Linked DNA regions of Homo sapiens: region 2 is linked to region 1. A link is a loop called in an ENCODE intact Hi-C map of the cell type or tissue named here. Cell type or tissue: MCF 10A. All regions are shown on one strand. Each heading gives the region's core, and the rest is flanking DNA. Links, peaks and the distances in the headings are about the cores only. Region 1 overlaps LOC112267962 (a long non-coding RNA gene). Region 2 overlaps BCKDHB (branched chain keto acid dehydrogenase E1 subunit beta).

The links. A loop is a pair of places that touch in the nucleus more often than their neighbours do. Peaks named below come from ENCODE experiments on the same cell type or tissue, not always from the same donor. Only the 100,000 strongest peaks of a DNase experiment are listed, where the experiment ranks them.
Region 2: a loop joins it to region 1, with 2.5 times the contacts of the local background. A loop is called at or near these places in 1 of 110 quality-filtered maps.

Annotation. Positions count from the first base shown.
Region 1 is chr6:80,538,452-80,543,841 of GRCh38, forward strand. All of the region lies in intron 1 of LOC112267962 (a long non-coding RNA gene), which reads left to right. All of the region lies in intron 1 of LOC105377869 (a long non-coding RNA gene), which reads right to left. Among named protein-coding and RNA genes, the nearest start is that of BCKDHB, 430 kb to the left of the region's middle. In MCF 10A, for the core only: no CTCF peak of the experiment used is centred there; a DNase peak (open chromatin) is centred at 2,930.
Region 2 is chr6:80,141,277-80,146,666 of GRCh38, forward strand. All of the region lies in intron 3 of BCKDHB (branched chain keto acid dehydrogenase E1 subunit beta), which reads left to right. Among named protein-coding and RNA genes, the nearest start is that of BCKDHB, 37 kb to the left of the region's middle. In MCF 10A, for the core only: no CTCF peak of the experiment used is centred there; a DNase peak (open chromatin) is centred at 2,505.

The DNA of each region.
Region 1 (5,390 bases), core at 328-5,327:
TATTTAGACTTGTGTAACCACTTTAATATTTTATATCATTTAGATTTATATAAGTATGTTTATAACACATTATATTATAATTTCTATTTGAACTATTTATAACAATTTTGCCACCAGAGTTATGCTAGTTTTATATAAAGATGTGGGAAGTTGAAATAATTTTATGTATTCTGAAAATATTTAAACAGCATGATACTTATTTATTAAATTTTATATTGAATTTACTGGTCTCAGTGGTTATATCAGAGGTACATTTTGATAACTGTTTCATTATTTTTCATGGTTCTTAGCATATTTTTGCTCCTTGAAATAATTTTGATAATGTCTTAGATAATCTTATATTTAACCTAGATTTTTCCATTTTTCCACTGTAGTAATCTTATTTCCATCACAGTAATTACATATTTCCTTTATAGTAATTTTCTTTTTTATTATTTGATTTCCATAAGTGCATATCAGAATACTTTTCCCCATATTTTTAGCTGGGTAAATGTTGTATTTGATTATATCTTTATAGCCTTTAGAAAACTACATTTTCACCATAGTTTTTTAGCTTTTTGTATTTTAGAGGGGAAATTTGAGGCAAGTATCATTTTTGTGCTTGTGTGTATTACGTATATACATTTTGTATCTAGACTTTTATACTTGCTTTTTTTTAAATAAAAATAGGTATGATATATCATTATTTCTCTTCTTGATGGCCCTTTTTTAAAATTCAGGAAACTTTTCTTTTGTAATATCTTTGATTATTGTTTTTGTCCAATTTATTTACTTTTTCTCTGAGTAACAATTATTTGAATGTTGGTTCCATAGTCTCTGTCTGCCATATCAATTCTCTTTCCTCCATCATTTTCCTCTTTTTTCCTCATATTCTACATATTAAGAGTGCTTCTTAAATGTGTTATTATATTATTATTATATCATTATTTTCAATTTCCAACATATATTTTACTATTTGCCACTATCAATGTGCCTGACAGTTTTCTACTATTTTTAAAGTTTTGTGAACCCTACTGTTTTAAAGTTTTTTGAAACTCTCATATTATGTTTATTTTAAATCTCATTCTAAAGTTTTTACAGCTTAACTTTTGCACTTTTTATAGCTTTCTGCTCCTGTGTCAGAGACTACCTTTTTTGTATCTTTTGGGTGATGTCAGAAAAACAATAGTATCACAACAAGAACAAAAACAACAACAGTAGCAACAACAATAAAACTAACACAAAAAACCCCCACAACAACAAAAAACCCAGCAAAGAAAGAAAAACAATTTGGTTAATTTTTCAGATATTTTTCTGTGCATTATAGTAAGTAGTTGTCAGAGGTGAACTTTTCTTTCCTGTCTTCAGACTCTGTATTAATAAGGGTTCTCTAGAGTGTCAGAACTAATAGGGTAGATGTATATATGAAGGGGAGTTTATTAAGGAGAATTGACCTACACAGTCAGGAAGTGAAGTCCCATAATAGGCTGTCTGCAAGTTGAGGAGCAAGGAAGCCAGTCCAAATCCTTAAAACCTCAAAAGCAGGGAAGCCAATGGTGCAGCCTTCAGTATATGGCCAAAGGCCAGAGAGCCCCGGAAAACCACTGGTGTAAGTTCAAGAGTCCAAAAGCTGAAGAATTTGGAGGCTGATGTTCAAGGGCAGGAGGCGTCCAGCACGGGAGAAAGATGAAGTCTGGAAGACTTAGCAAGTCAGCTTCTACCACCTTCTTCTGCCTGTTTTATTCTAGCCACTCTGGCAGCTGATTAGATGGTGCCCACCCAGATTGAGGGTGGGCATGCCTCTCCCAGTCCACTGACACAAATGTTAATCTCCTTTGGACATACCCTCGCTGACACACCCAGGAACAATACTTCGCATCCTTCAATCCAATCAAGTTGACACTCAATATTAAGCATCACAGACTCAAAGGTCTATTTCTTTCTTATCTCATGCATTGCTTTATAAGACTATAAGGCTGTTGGACCTGGTACACATCTTAATCTCTAGACTGTAGAAAGCCTTCACCTAACTAGGGTAATTATCTTCTGTAGATTCTATCTTCTCTTATCCTCACAACCTGAATCTTTTTGGAAAAGCTCTATTTTGTAAGATACATACTGCCATCAAGGATCTTTTTCCCTTTGCCTTGGTTTTGCTTGGAGTGGTGTGATGGTCATTATGATCACACATAGTTGAGCTCCCAGCAATCAGTCTACATTTGCTCAAACACCATCCCCAGAAAAGAAGAGCGTAATAACACATCATTGTTTTCTGGGGATGGTGTCTGAGCAAATGTAGATTGATTGATGGGACCTCAACTATGTCTGATATAAGAAACAGCACAGTGGTGGTAGAGGATTGGATGCCCAGATATCATGTCCATGTAGCTGGCCAGAGAAAGGAAGAATGGCAGAAGGCCATGAAAGAAACACTCCCAGTTGAGTCAGTTCCGAGGGACCTACTTAAAGTCTGACAAACATTTTCACTATATGTCATGAACAGAAATTAGCCCTCTCCCTACACCCAAGTGTAAGAGTGTCTGGGTATGTAGCCTTTTGTTTTGGGTGGCAATATACCCAGGGAAAAATAAGGGTACTGAGAAGGATGGGAGAGAACAGGTCTTTCTGTAGGCAACTGGCTATCTTTGTCATAACCTAGGTCTTAGTGAGTTGGGGCTGACAGCAGAAGGGATTAAAAAGTACTTTATGTTATTAACCATAAACTACAGGAAGGACCAGCATGATCTCAGTCATCATTTTATCTCAGGCTTACTTATTATATTCCTTATATTATGTTCAAATTTCTTCCTCCTCCTCCAGCAATGTTAGGGTGACTGCTATGTTGAAAAGAGACCACAAACTGTTAAAGTCTCAAATTGCATGCCTCACCTTTCCACACCCTCCCTTTTGCAGGCCAAGTTGTTCATTCTCTTCTTTTGGGGCAATACCTAGCAGATTACTCATATGAGGATTAGTCAGCCCTTGTTCCCTGATGCCACATCCTCCCCCAACCAACTACCATGTATCAAAGAGTCCTGGGACTCCCACTTTTGTCTTTTCTGTTACTAGCACACTTAATTTCCCACTCACCATCTTCCTTCTTGCCTCCCACTCTGTTCCTACTAATAGTGTTAATACTATCAACAGCAATGACTAGCATTTTTATTGTTCTTCTTACAAAGTTCCTTCTCATATTTTTATTTTTATCTCATGTGCACCTCACAGCCATCCTGCTATATTTTTTCAATTTTCACTAAGGCATGTATTTTAGAAGGTTGGCAATTAAACAAATCCGTGTGAGTAACGGGTAGAAATGTAAGTCCAACCCAGGTCTCCTAACCTCACATCTCATGCTCTTTCTATCACACTATGCTGCAAGTCACACCTCTTGTATATTGTCTCCCAACAGCAGCAGTACAAATGATAAAAAGTCCTGGATTAGTGGGTACATGAGAAGGAAGGTTACAAAGTGCACTAAATGGAAATGGAGGCCATGAGGCCCAAATAGTTGGAGATGATCCTTGCTACAAAGTAGGAATGAGCAGTGACTATTCGTGCTTAAGGACACATGGACTTCAAAATACTCTTTCCTCTTACCAAAATGTTCCTGGAACTGGACAATATTAATAGGACAAACACTGGAGAAGTTCACAAATAATGAACAGCTGCAATAGCAAATCTCTCTTCCACCAGAGTGTTTTATCAGAGCTCGTGTGCTCCTGGCTTAATGCTTAATGCTTCACCAAGGGAAGCAATTCACGGGTGGAAGCAACCATGCAGATCAGAGAAGATTAGTTTTCTTTCTTTCCAGTGGTTTGGGACCTCATAGAATAGCCTCAGATAAAAGAGGAAGCTGCAGGCAGAAAGCCATGAACTCCTGAGCCTGACTGTAGAAGACAGGCGAATAGGTGGTAGAAATACAGTGATAATTTTTCCCAAGGGAGTTAGACAGCTTTTTAGTGAATGAAAGAAGCACAGCACAAATTAGTTCAGATCAAGTTTTCAGCTTCTAAGCTTGGGTTCCTCAGGCTATTTCTTGACTTTCTTTGAAACCACTGAAATCTGTAATAATACCCTAAGCTTCTGTTTTATTTTAGCCACCACATAGGCTATACTCAGATGTAAACATATTTGTCTAATTTAGCCTCAGTCCAGTACATTCAACATTTTATCAGGAAGTTACAATTTTACTGCTGTGTCCAGGGAGTGGTATGGAGGGTAGAGCAAGTGTATTAGTCAATTCACACACTGTAGTAAAGAACTACCTGAGGCTGAGTAATTTATAAAGAAAAGAGGTTTAATTGGCTCACGTTTCCACAGGCTATACAGGAAGCATGGCTGGGAGGCCTCAGGAAACTTACAATCATGGTGGAAGGCAAAGGAGAGGCTGGCACGTGCTACATGGCTGAAACAGGTGGAAGAGAAAGAATAAAGGGGAAGGTGCCACACACTTTTGAACAACCAGATCTCTTGAGAACTCTATTATGAGAACAGCAAGGGGCAAGTCCTCCCCCACGATTCAATCACCTCCCACTAGGTCCCTGACCCGATACTAGGGATTACAATTCGACATGAGATTTGGGTGGGGACACAGAGTCAAACCATATCAGCAAGGAAGAGGGCTGGGCCCTTATGGATATATATATAGACTTGTGAGAGCTTTATATTTGGTCAGTGTGCCATTTACTCTTCTATACAATGTGGCATTTAATCATCAGTGTGATTTGCACAGACTAAAGATAGTAGGGCTGGATAATATTTTAAGACAATAATGTACTTGTTTCTGTTATGTATTCAGTTATTTATTCATTCAGCCATTCAGCAGATATTTACTGAGTGCATCTATAGTGTGCCAAGCACTGTTTTACCTGCTAAGGATACAACAGTGAAGAAGACTAGCAAAACAATTCTTGTCTTCATGAAAACAGAGCATGCACTATACTCAATTCCTGATGAATAGCCAAGAGGAAAGCATAAAACATCTTTGTTTTCCATTAACCTCAACTATGCTCACAAATGCGAAGCCTGCTGTACCATTGACCCAAATAAGTGTGTTGTTTGGCCTCCACAGTTAAAAAATTTTTAATATTAATGCTTTTTGAGGTTCTTTCCCTTCCCAGTGTACAGCACTCTCTATCAGTCTTTATTCTATTACAACTGTCTTGCTTCTCCTATTTATTCTGTTCCTATGTCTCCTGTAAGTGTCAGACTCTTAGGATTTGGGCCTAAATCCTAAAAATTGGAGAACTATGAAATAAGTAAAAGTGAGAAAAACATTTTTAAGTCCCAGAGAATTACATGTACAAGCCGGGGAGTTTGGGCGACCCCAGTCACAAACTGAAATGGGATTCCCCTCCAGCCTGTAGGGGGAGAGGAGCAAATAGTCTGTGAGCGCTCGAGCAGTGGCAACT
Region 2 (5,390 bases), core at 303-5,302, 400 kb before region 1:
ACCCTTCAAAAATAAGGAATTCTAATGAAACAAAGGTCATGGGTTTTGATTAGTCATGAAATAAGAGGCTAGCGATCAGAAACCTATATTAAAAAGTTTGAAAAAAATCTATTTTTGTGATTCTCTTGTGAACGAGATTTTCTGAGTGCATTAGGTTGTTCTGGGGTTGGAGCTACTTCTGTAACCATTGTTTTCAATTTAATTGATTACACAATAAATGTTAGAGCTACCAACAGGTGTTCTCTTTGACATTTTAAGTATCAGTCAGAATGTAATGACCTTAAGCCAGTTTTTCTCAATCTTATTTGACAATGGCATGCTTTTAAAAATGTTCAAATGTGAGCACCAATAGGGGCTTGGAAGATAGGCTTGGATTAAAGTGAACAAGGAAAAATGGGATTATAGATAATTATTGTCAGAAAGTATAAAATTGATTCATGTATCTTTTAAGCATCACAAGAATTAGAAAATGAGACCATGTGTATTTTATTAAGAACAATATGTATTAGAAAAGTAAAAGATCTTTGTTTTATATTTTCATTATCAAATATGACATCCACATCCTCAAGCCACACATCCACGTAATATGAAAGATGTTGCTAAATTAGTTTCCCAAACCTGATTCTTAGTCTTCTGAAAATTCTCTTCTAGACTGGTGCCTTTAACAGGGGGAGGAACCCAGACATTTTTTTCCCTTCAGTATTTAGAATTTCTTGAATGAGTACACCCTAGATATTTTAATTGTTTTATTTTTGACAGCTCAGTTTCTAATTTTTGCACATCAAGACCAGTGAATTTTCATTTCTTATGTATTTGGAGTTGCTTGTTTTTTGATTCAGATATAATTTTTGGATTACAAGCCTGTTCTTTTGCTTTAAACTTCCCATTTCAACCATAGATCTTGAGGAAATCTATGTACGTAGTTGAAATTTATTTTATTGAGTAATAAGTGTTAGATTATAAAATCAAATAAAATACAAATATATATTGAAATTTTAAGAGAGTTTAACATATAATGTTATCCACTAAAAAGATGAATTATGTTAATCCTAATATGAGTTATAAATACTGTCTATCTATTATTGCTCAGGTTGAATGTCAGGTAATGTGTGACTTGCTGCCATTCCTAGGTATAGCTGACCCATACGTAAAGGTAGAGTAGAACATAGAACTATTAAGTACTATAGCTATATATTTAGCACTTTTCTTTCAGATCTAATAATACCTTTTAGAAGGCCATAGGAGTCCCTTTGGGACACAGGAATGGGAATAAAAACATATAAAAATAATACAAAGTTGGGGATTTTTACACATTTGAAAAATACAGTAGTGCTTACTCTGACTCTCTCTATTCATGCTTTTGATTACCATGCTGCAATATTGGCTGTGTTGGGGGAGGAGGAGTATTGAAAAACATTTTGCTTTTGTGTTTCTTTGACCTAACTTTAAGACTATTAAGTTTATTTATCTTTTGTCAGAGTCATTTTTCTTTTCTAAAGAAAAACCACATGCAGTGAAGGAATTAAAAATGGGCCTGCTGCCACTGCTATTTTGGAGATTCTTAGATTAGCTTAGATCAGTCCAGTTATGAAAAAATTTTTTTCTCTTTCAAACAGTGCCGCATATTCCTTGATTTCAATTTCTCAGAAGTCTGGGAGATTATCAGTGTAACATTTCTACCAAATTTCTCAAAATTAAAAAGAAATCCAGTGAAGAGTATCAATAAATACAGACAATTTAGATTCCTAAAATTATCAGGGCTGAAAAAGGATCAGTATAACAATTTTATGGAGCAGTTCAGATTGGTCAATATCTGGGGATGCTTGGATTCTCCCATCCTGTTTTGTTCATCTTAAAACAGATCACAAAGTCCGTTAAATTTCAACTGCTCCTCTTTCTAGGAGTTGCATGTGTGATAGCCATAGCAGCTGTATGGCAACTTCACGTTGACACTGTGCTCAGACATTGAGTTGATATTGTCACTTACCTGAAGTCACTTAACTGTCTCAGGAAGTTTGAATCTAAATGTGTAGGTTATTACACAGCAATACATTCTGTGCCTCTAATTCTGTCTTGGAAATCCACTGTTATCACCTTTAATGCAGTTATAAAGTCACATAATCATAAAGTTCACTAGGAAAAGTTATTTTCCAGTCAGACTAGGAGGAGCCAATAAAAACAGCTCTACGTGGAGGACAGTATTAATGTCATTTGCCAGATATTTGTTGAGTGAGACTGCCTATGCAAAAGTCATAGAGAATTAGAGCACAGTGCTTTGTTTTCTGTTCCCATTTAACATAGATGAGATTTCTCAGTTGCTTTGATTGGCAGAGTTGATGAAGGATCAGTTAGGTAAAGGTTGGCAAATGTCATGTGCTAAGAAATCACTTGTGAAGCTTGTTGGACAAAAAGTTTTCAGTTTCCTGGTGAGCAGCTACACCCAAAGGCGGCTTTAGCAGTGAAATGCTTGACCTTCTCTTGTGGCATCCTGCCATCCTTCCCCTCTAGATCCTCTGGCCACCAGCCAGAAGTGGTGGCATCTAGCCAATCATAAATTAGTCAGAGGATTCTTATTCTGTAATACTGGCTCTTGGAAACTCTAGTATCTTTAGTAATAAGGAATTTCTTCTCCGTTTCTGGGCATGCTGTTCATTTAACCCATCTTTTCTGTTTTCTGGTCTTTGCCAGCTTGGAGTCTAGCAGAAACAAAGAAACTTGTTTCTAAGCCAAAAGGAAACACACAAACCTAGTAGTATATCCTTAATCAATATCCTATAGACAATGAATTTGAGCATTTCTTTCTTTAAAAAAGTGGATGTTCCTCAAAACTCAAAAGGAAACTCAAAATCACTTCAGGAACATCTTAATTCTGTATTCAACGGCAGAAATACAGCATATTAAATGGCATAAGCCCACTGGATTTATTCAGATCTAAATTAAGCATTGATAGGATGGACCTGAAAAGGAAAACTTATCGTGTTCTTAACAAATTCATAAGTCCAGTAAGGCAACTTAGGTATTTGCATGAAGAAGGCACTTTTTCTTTTGTCAAATAAAGATTCTGCAAAGTTTCTGTCCAAGAACTTTTTAGCTTTTATAGTATACAATATGTCAGAGAAAGTTACAACTCTGATTACAATGCATAACTGTTTATATGAAAAGAGAAAGTTTGATATCTTGACATACATTTAATGCACTAGTTGTGTTCTCTGTAATGACTGAATTCATCCTGCAGTTTGATGAAGGTGAATCGGGAGGGGAACCTGGATCTTGGGAACTTCCAACCTACCCAGCCTCTTCTGATATCTCTTAGACACTTGTAAGCAGAATTTGAGCCAAATAGTCTCAATGAAGCATTCCCTTCATTCATTTCTGGCCAGATTAACTTAATTCACGCTCATTTCTAGCTCACCCTCTTTCTTTCTTAAAGCATGAAGTAGAAGGTAGTTCATGGCTCAGCTTAAACTCCCATTACATTGAAAGATTTCAGTAAAGTAAAATTTCAGTAAAATTTGTTCCCAATTTTACCAGTCTGAGTGATCCTAAGCTGCACAGTATTCATTTTACTAAGGGAGCAACAGCCAAGTTACTGCACAGTCTTCCACTGTTTAAATTGTCTTGTAGCAGTATAGTGCCACTGCTGTTGTTTTTTCCATCCCACGTTTCATTTTCCCTAGAATATCTCCATGTTCCAGGGAAGTACAGGATCAGAGAATAGGCAGCGTTCTTTCTGAGAGTTGTACGTAGTTACATAACGTATCAGGATTTTCTTGTTCAGTTTTATCTTTGTAGATCCCCTTCTGCTATTGTTTGTGTCTGTTTTGGTTTCTAATTTCTGCCAAACTGCTAAGGGATTTGATCCAACTGTTAGCATTTGATGTGTTTTTTCCCTTCCAGATCACATGGACTCTATCTTTCTGTTGTGAATCTCTCTTGTGGAGGCTTTAGCAGTTAGTTGGGCAGGGTCTTGCCTTGCCTGTCCTCTTCTTTATTGTGCACAGCCATGAGTGGACTGTTGTCCATCCTCTGGAGCATACACACAAAAGCCTGTGTTGATGGTGCAGTAACAACATATGGATCAGTGGTCCTTGCCTTTGCTAACATTGTGGTATCAGGAGTGCTTGAGGGGACTTTCCCCCAAACCACCTCATCCATACATCAAATCTAAGTAAAAACAATGGGCTTGCTATGAACATGTAAGTTTAACACAAGCCCACTGGCTTTTGTTTCCAACTAGAATGGTTCTTTAAGCTGCTCTTATAGATATTTTGGAGCTTCTGCTGCCTGGCAACTCAACTCTGTCAGTTTCATTTAGTTGGGTCAGTTTTATAGTTTCTGCAGAACTGGAAGCTGGCCATTTAAAATAGCCTTGGTTCCACTGACACATGTGATGTGATTGCTGGACCAACTGTTCACAAGTTGTGAAGAGATTACAAGACAGTAGTGGGCTGAAATATGCTCAGTAGAGAAAGGCTGGTGTTGACTGATACCATTACCACATTGACCAGTGGGTACAGGAAGTAGGTAGTTACTGTTGAAGTATAATAAACACCACCAGGCTTTGTCTAGGCTAAGGCACTTCTTTAGTATGCCCTGGGATCTCTTGGGTTATTTTCCTGGTTACAGAGACCAATTTATTAGCTCTAAGAGCTTGTTGGAGATGCCATCCTAGGAAGGTAGATGCCTTCCAGTTGTGTGTATGTGTGTATATATGTGGAATAAATATTTGAAATGGGTTTCAGACAGCTACAACACTGTTTGCTTCACAGCACTGCTTCCCTACCTTGCCCATATGCTGCAATACTGACATGCCAGTCTCACCCCAGAGATTAGGAGTTACTGGTATGGAATGTGGCCAGGGTGTTGGAGGTTTAAAAGGTCCCCAAGTGATTCAAATGTGCGGCCAAGTTTGAGAACTACTGCTCTGGAAGGTACTAAAATTTTAAAGATGTGGTCCCTGCCTTTAAGGAAATCATAGTATACATAGGCCAAAGCAAAATTACATGGAAGTAAAATAACAGTGTAAGAATGAAATAACAATATAAAATGATAAAAATAACGCCTGGTAACTTCGTTTCTTTTATTTAGGCTAGAATTTAAATGACAGAATTAAATTGTGCATTGAGAGTTTTGATAGAAAATGGCAACTGAGACTTCTGGAAAAAGAAGCAATTGAACATAGGCATCTACTTTTGTTCCTCCCAAAACCCCACTAAAATATCAAGGGATCTTCTTTTGTCAAGGCCTAAATCCGCAGGGATGGGGAGAATGGGACTGGAGACAACCTGAAGAAAATGTTGGAAGCTGGAAGGTAAAGGACTTAGGAGGCTTGGAAAAACAGAATCTGGAGTGAGCAGTGGGGCAGCCAAGAACCAGCCTGGTTTACATTA